2 separate regions of the Homo sapiens genome follow, and region 1 is linked to region 2. Evidence: chromatin contacts called from ENCODE Hi-C or POLR2A ChIA-PET data. All regions are on one chromosome and are shown on one strand. Each heading gives the region's core, a stretch centred on a gene start or an enhancer-like site at or near the end of the contact. The rest is flanking DNA. Distances are from core to core; before and after follow the strand shown.

Evidence for each region. A loop is a pair of places that touch in the nucleus more often than their neighbours do. ChIA-PET counts read pairs that join two places held with the same protein, here RNA polymerase II (POLR2A). Pooled maps may share reads with other maps.
Region 1: a loop to region 2 is called in a pooled map, with 2.7 times the contacts of the local background. The contact joins two enhancer-like sites. A Hi-C loop is called at or near these places in 2 of 50 pooled maps. POLR2A ChIA-PET finds 5 or more read pairs at or near these places in 4 of 52 experiments (Panc1, WTC11 and activated T-cell).

What each region holds. Positions count from the first base shown.
Region 1 is chr3:48,951,219-48,954,269 of GRCh38, reverse strand. The region is part of intron 3 of ARIH2 (ariadne RBR E3 ubiquitin protein ligase 2); the gene reads right to left. Among named protein-coding and RNA genes, the nearest start is that of ARIH2OS, 33 kb to the right of the region's middle. Within about 2 kb of position 1,574, at least 2 of the 41 ENCODE cell types and tissues checked have a DNase peak (open chromatin) inside an H3K27ac peak, as active enhancers do.
Region 2 is chr3:48,811,154-48,814,075 of GRCh38, reverse strand. All of the region lies in intron 1 of PRKAR2A (protein kinase cAMP-dependent type II regulatory subunit alpha), which reads left to right. Among named protein-coding and RNA genes, the nearest start is that of PRKAR2A, 35 kb to the left of the region's middle. Within about 2 kb of position 1,257, at least 6 of the 41 ENCODE cell types and tissues checked have a DNase peak (open chromatin) inside an H3K27ac peak, as active enhancers do.

The DNA of each region.
Region 1 (3,051 bases), core at 325-2,824, 140 kb before region 2:
GTTAGCCAGGATGGTCTCGATCTCCTGACCTTGTGATCCGCCTGCCTCGGCCTCCCAAAGTGCTCGGATTACAGGCGTGAGCCACCAAGCCCGGCCTTTTCTTTTTTTTGCGACAAAGTCTCGCTCCTGTCCCCACGCTGGAATGCAATGGCGCGATCTTGGTTCACTGCAACCTCCGCCTCCCAGGTTCAAGCGATTCTCCTGTCTCGGCCTCCCAAGTAGCGGTGATTACAGGCACCTGCCACCACTCCCGGCTAATTTTTGTATTTTAGTAGAGAGTGTTTCACCATGTTGGCCAGGCTGGTCTCAAACTCCAGACCTCAGGTGATCCACCCGCTTCGGCCTCCCAAAGTGCTGGGATTACAGGTGTGAGCCACCACGCCCAGCCAAAACATTTTTTTTTTAATTAGCTGGGCATGGTGGCATGTGCCTGTAGTCCCAGCTACTCAGGAGGCTAAGGTAGGAGGATCGCTTGAGCCCAGGAGGTAGAGGCTGCAGTGAGCCATGATCACGCCACTACGCTCCAGCCGGGGTGACTCAGCAAGACACTGTTTCAAGAAAATGAATAATGGCTGGGCGTGGTGGCTCACACCTGTAATCCCAGCACTTTGGGAGGCCAGGTGGGCGGATCATGAGATCAGGAGATCGAGACCATCCTGGCTGACACGGTGAAACCCCGTCTCTACTAAAAATACAAATAATTAGCCGGGCGTTGTGAGGCACCTGTAGTTCCAGCTACTCAGGAGGCTGAGGCAGGAGAATGGCGTGAACCCGGGAGGCGGAGCTTGCAGTGAGCCGAGGTCGCACCACTGCCCTCCAGCCTGGGAGACAGAGCGAGACTCCGTCTAAAATAAAAAATAAAAAAAAGAAAATGAATAATCATGTTTAATAACTATAATACTTTTCAAAGCTTATGGGGTCTAACTGCCAAAATCATAAATTAAAAATTCACAGATTATTCCTGATTTTAATTCAGTTTGGCTCATAATTTGATAAGATGTTGATTTCAATTGATGAATTTCAATCTACTCAGAATTGCTGGCCAGGCGCGGTGGCTTACACCTGTAATGCCAGCACTTTGGGAGGCCGAGGCGGGCAGGTCACCTGAGGTCGGGAGTTTGAGATCAGCCTGGCCAACATAGTGAAACCCTGTCTCTACTAAAAATATAAAAATTAGCCGGGCATAGTGGTGGGCACCTGTAATCCCAGCTACTTGGGAAGCTGAAGTATGAGAATCGGTTGAACTCGAGAAGCAGAGGTTGCAGTGAGCCAAGATCGCGCCACTGCACTCTAGCTTGGGTGACAAGAACGAGACTGCGTTTAAAAAAAAAAAAATTGCTGACAGTAGAAATACTAAGATATTCTTTCTTTATGCACATATACCAGGCAATATAAACTCCCTTGTTGCCAAATTCAAACATTTCTCATACCTTATCTTGCTGACAGAAATCAGACACTTAACTTCCTTCTGCCTTAATGACCCCCTCTTGATCTCTATGATGTCTTTTGCAGCACCTGTTCAGGTACTCTGTGCTCTTCCTCTTGTATCCCCATCTTGCCAGTGGGGGGCACCACATTCCCACTCCTCTCAAGGTAGGACTGTTGGCCTTTTCCTCCACGTCTCACTCTTCCTTAACCACTTTACCCTCTCCCATCATCACCACTCCAGTGTCCAATCTCTAGTTCTTCCTCTCCTCAGCACTCCCATCAGAAGGGCCTCACTCACATGGAAAGGCATCTTAATGTATATCCCTTCCACTCCATCATCCTCAGGATGAGCTTCCTGACACCCTTATGCAACAGTAATAATAACACAATTCTTGCAGATCCCTTAACTCTTGCCAGGATCAGTTCCTACCTTGTTTAAAACCCATCACTGCTCTCCAGTATTGACAGGACAAACTTTATATGCCTTAGTAGAAGAGAGTCTTCAGGACCCATCACCTAATTCCTCCCCACAGCAATTCACTGAATGATTCCAGAACCCCCATATGTTTCTCTTAACTGTCAGCTACCAATAATGCCCTTCTTTGTAGCATACATTTAGAAATTAAAGAACATACTTCTATAGAACCCCTGTGTCAAAGCAGGAATCAAAAGAGAAATTAGAAAATGTTTTGAACTGAATAACAAAAATACTACATAATTTGTGAGATGCAGCTAATATAATGCCTACACAAAAATTTAAAACTATAAATGTATATATTAAAAAAGGTCCAAAAATCAATGACATAAAGATCTAACCTAAGACGCTAGAAAAATTTAGTCACTGCCGTGTATTACAGCTAAAAAAGGGAAGCTAGAAAAAGATGACTAAGTTAAAACGAAGTAAAAAGAAGAAAATAGTAACAATTAAAAAGAGAAAGAAATAAAATCCAAGTAACAGCAAAAATTAACGAAGTCTAAAAATGGATTCTTTAAAAATATCAACAAAGTTGATAAAACAGAACAATTAGGAAAAAAGAGAAAACAAATTATCCATAACAGAGGTAGAAGATGGACCACCCCCTACAATTCTTATAGACATTAAAGGGAAAATAAGAAAATGTTATGAATAACCTAATTCTAATAAAATTGACATCTTAAATGAAATTAACATGTTCTTTGAAGAATACTTACCAACAATGACACAAAATGAAAAAGAAAAACTGAGCAGCTCTTTATATAGTAAAGACATTGAAGTCATGATCGAAACCCTTCCCACCAAGTTCCAGGCCCAGGGATTTTACTGATGAATTCTATCAACACTAATTTTACATAAACACTTTTACAAACTAGAGAAGAAAGGGACATTTCTTCCAAACTCATTTTATGAGGTTAGCATAACCATGATAAAACATAACCAAGAAAAAAAACCCCAATATTCCACAGACATAGACACAAAAATCCTTAATTTAAAAATTTGCCATTGCACTGAAGCCTGGACAAGAGTGAAACTCCACAGGGGGAAAAAAAACACTAATAAATGAATTTATGAATTTACTAAGGTAAAAAAAATACAAAGTTGGCCTGGTACACTGGCTCACGCTTGTAATCCCAGCACTTTCAGAG
Region 2 (2,922 bases), core at 8-2,507:
GGGTTTCACCATGTTGGCCAGTATGGTCTCCATCTCTTGACCTCGTGACCCACCCACCTCGGCCTCTTAAAGTGCTGGGATTACACTGCGCCTGGCCCTAATTTTTGTATTTTTAGTAGAGGTGGGGTTTCGCCATGTTGGCCAGGTTGGTCTTGAACTCCTGACCTCAGGTGATCCACCCGCCTTGGCCTCCTAAAGTACTGGAATTACAGGTGTGAGCCAACACATCCTGGCCCCACTTTCCTCCTTTATCTTATCTGGCTTTACTTAGGATCTTTAACATGGCTCATAGCAGCTACCTAAATTATATAAAATTTTCTGGAGACAGTAGACAGCTTTTAGCGTTTTTGTTTTGTTTTGTTTTGTTTTGTTTTGTTTTTTTGAGATGGAGTCTCGCTCTGTTGCCCAGGCTGGAGTGCAGTGGCACAATCTCGGCTCACTGCAACCTCCGCCTCCCGGGTTCAAGTGATTCTTCTGCCTCAGCATCCCAAGTAGCTAAGACTACAGGTGCGTGCCACCACGCCTGGCTAATTTTTTGTATTTTTAGTAGAGACAGGGTTTCACTGTGTTAGCCAGGATGATCTCAATCTCCTGACCTCGTGATCCGCCGCCTCGGCCTCCCAAAATGCTGGGATTACAGGCGTGAGCCACCATGTCCAGCCTTTTTTTTAAAGAGACAGGATCTTACTCTGTAGCCCAGGCTGTAATGCAGTGGCTTGATGATAGCTCACTGAAACCTCGAACTCCTGGATTCCAGCAATCCTCCTGCCTCAGCCTCCCAAATATCTAGGACTACACGTGCATACCATCCTGCCAGCTAATTTTTTTTTTTTTTTTTTTTTTGGTAGAGATAGGGTCTTGCCACCTTGCCCAGGTTGGTCTCGAACCCTTGGTCTCAGCAGTCCTCTTGCTGGGATTACAGGTGTGAGCCCCTATGCCCGGCGGACAACTTCATTATACCCAAGGAAGAATTAAGGCTCTCTTGCCCAAATTTCTATGCAAATGGACTTTTGTCTTCTGTATCCAGAAACTAGAAGAGGTACCTCCTATTCTTTTCCAGTCAGAATTATTTGCCTCTTATCTTTAGTTCTTTGTGCTTCAATATGTACGGAGCATTATGTCTAATTTGACCATGTGACTAACACAAGTTTAGAGAAGCTTTTGCTGTCTGTAGAACACAGTTGTGTTTACAAAGTTCTCAGAGTTTAAAAAATCCACGTGTATTTCAGAACTAAATTTTTTCAAGTTTAATTAGAACATAAGGTATCAAATAAAGTAGTAAAAGTTTTTTCTGGCCAGGCGCAGTGGCTCACGCCTTGTAATCCCAGCACTTTGGGAGGCCAAAGCGGGCGGATCACAAGGTCAGGAGATTGAGACCATCCTGGCTAACACGGTGAAACCCCGTCTCTACTAAAAACACAAAAAATTAGCCAGGCGTGGTGGCAGGCGCCTGTAGTCCCAGCTACTCAGGAGGCTGACGCAGGAGAATGGCGTGAACCTGGGAGGCGGAGCTTGCAGTGAGCCAAGATTGTGCCACTGCACTCCAGCCTGGGCGACAGAGTGAGAGTCTCGAAAAAAAAAAAAAAAAGCTTTTTCTGCTCAAAGTTGCCTGTAACACCAAATGAATAAAGGATGTGGTAAATTATTTTCTTCCTGTTACTACACCTCAGAACCTACTGCGTCATTGCTGCATTGTGTTATAGGATGTGCTTTTTTATTGTTAGTCACAATTAGATTATAAGTTCCATGAGGACAGATGGTTTGTTTTGCTCCCTCCCTAATCTCAATGTCTAGCATATAGTAAATATTTACTAAATGAATGAAAAATGTCCTAGTTTTTTCCTGCTTATTTCTGCATCTCTTTGTTTCTTTTCCTTCCTATTTTCGTTGTACTTAAAATTTACATGACTCATGTTGAAGGACTTTCAATAGTTTTTTTTTTCAGAGCTTTATTGAGATATAATTTATATATCATGAAATTCACCCATTTTAAGTGTACAATTTATTTTTAGTAAACTTACAGACTTGTACAGCTATCACCACACTTTGAGAACATTTTTCACCCCCAAAAGTTCCCTCTTTTGTGTCTATTTGCAGTCACTCCCCATTCCCCCTGCAGCCCCAGCCTACCGCTCATCTACTTTGTGTTTTTCTGGTTTTAACTTCTCTGGGAATTTTACATAAATGGAATCATTCAATATGTGGTCTTTTTTGAGCCTGGCTTACTTTTTACTTTGCATAATGCCTTTTTTTTTAATTGAGGTGAAATTCGGATAACATATAATTAATCTTTTAAAGTGTATAATTTTGTGGCATTTAGCGCATTCACAATGTTATGCACCCACGGCAGCTCTCTAGTTGAAGAATCTTTTCATTCCCTCAGAAGAACAACCTGTACCCAATAAATAATCACTTTTCATTCTCCCCTCCTTTCATCTCCTGGCAACCATCAGTTGGCTCTATGGGTTAACTATTCTGGATATTGCATATAAAAGAAATCATACAATATGTGATTTTTTTGTGTCTGGCTGCTTTTATTTAAATGTTTTTGGGGTTCATCCAAGTTGCATATGTCAGTAATGATTCCTTTTTATGGCTGAAGACAGGGTCTTTTGCTCTGTCACCCAGGCTAGAGTGCAGTGCCATGATTGCAGTTCACTGCAACCTTGACCTCCCAGGCTCAAGCCATCCTCCCACCTCAGCATCTGAAGTAGCTGTGACAACAGGCATTAGCCGCTGTGCCTGGCTAATTAATTTTGTTTGTTTGTTTTTGTAGAGACGAGGTCTTATTATATTGCCCAGGCTGGTGATCATTCCATCTTGGCCTCCCAAAGCACTGGGATTACAGACATGAGCCACTACACCTGCCCCATTTTTTTTAATTTTTAAAGTTAAAATTAAGAGATAGTCTCCCTCTGTTGC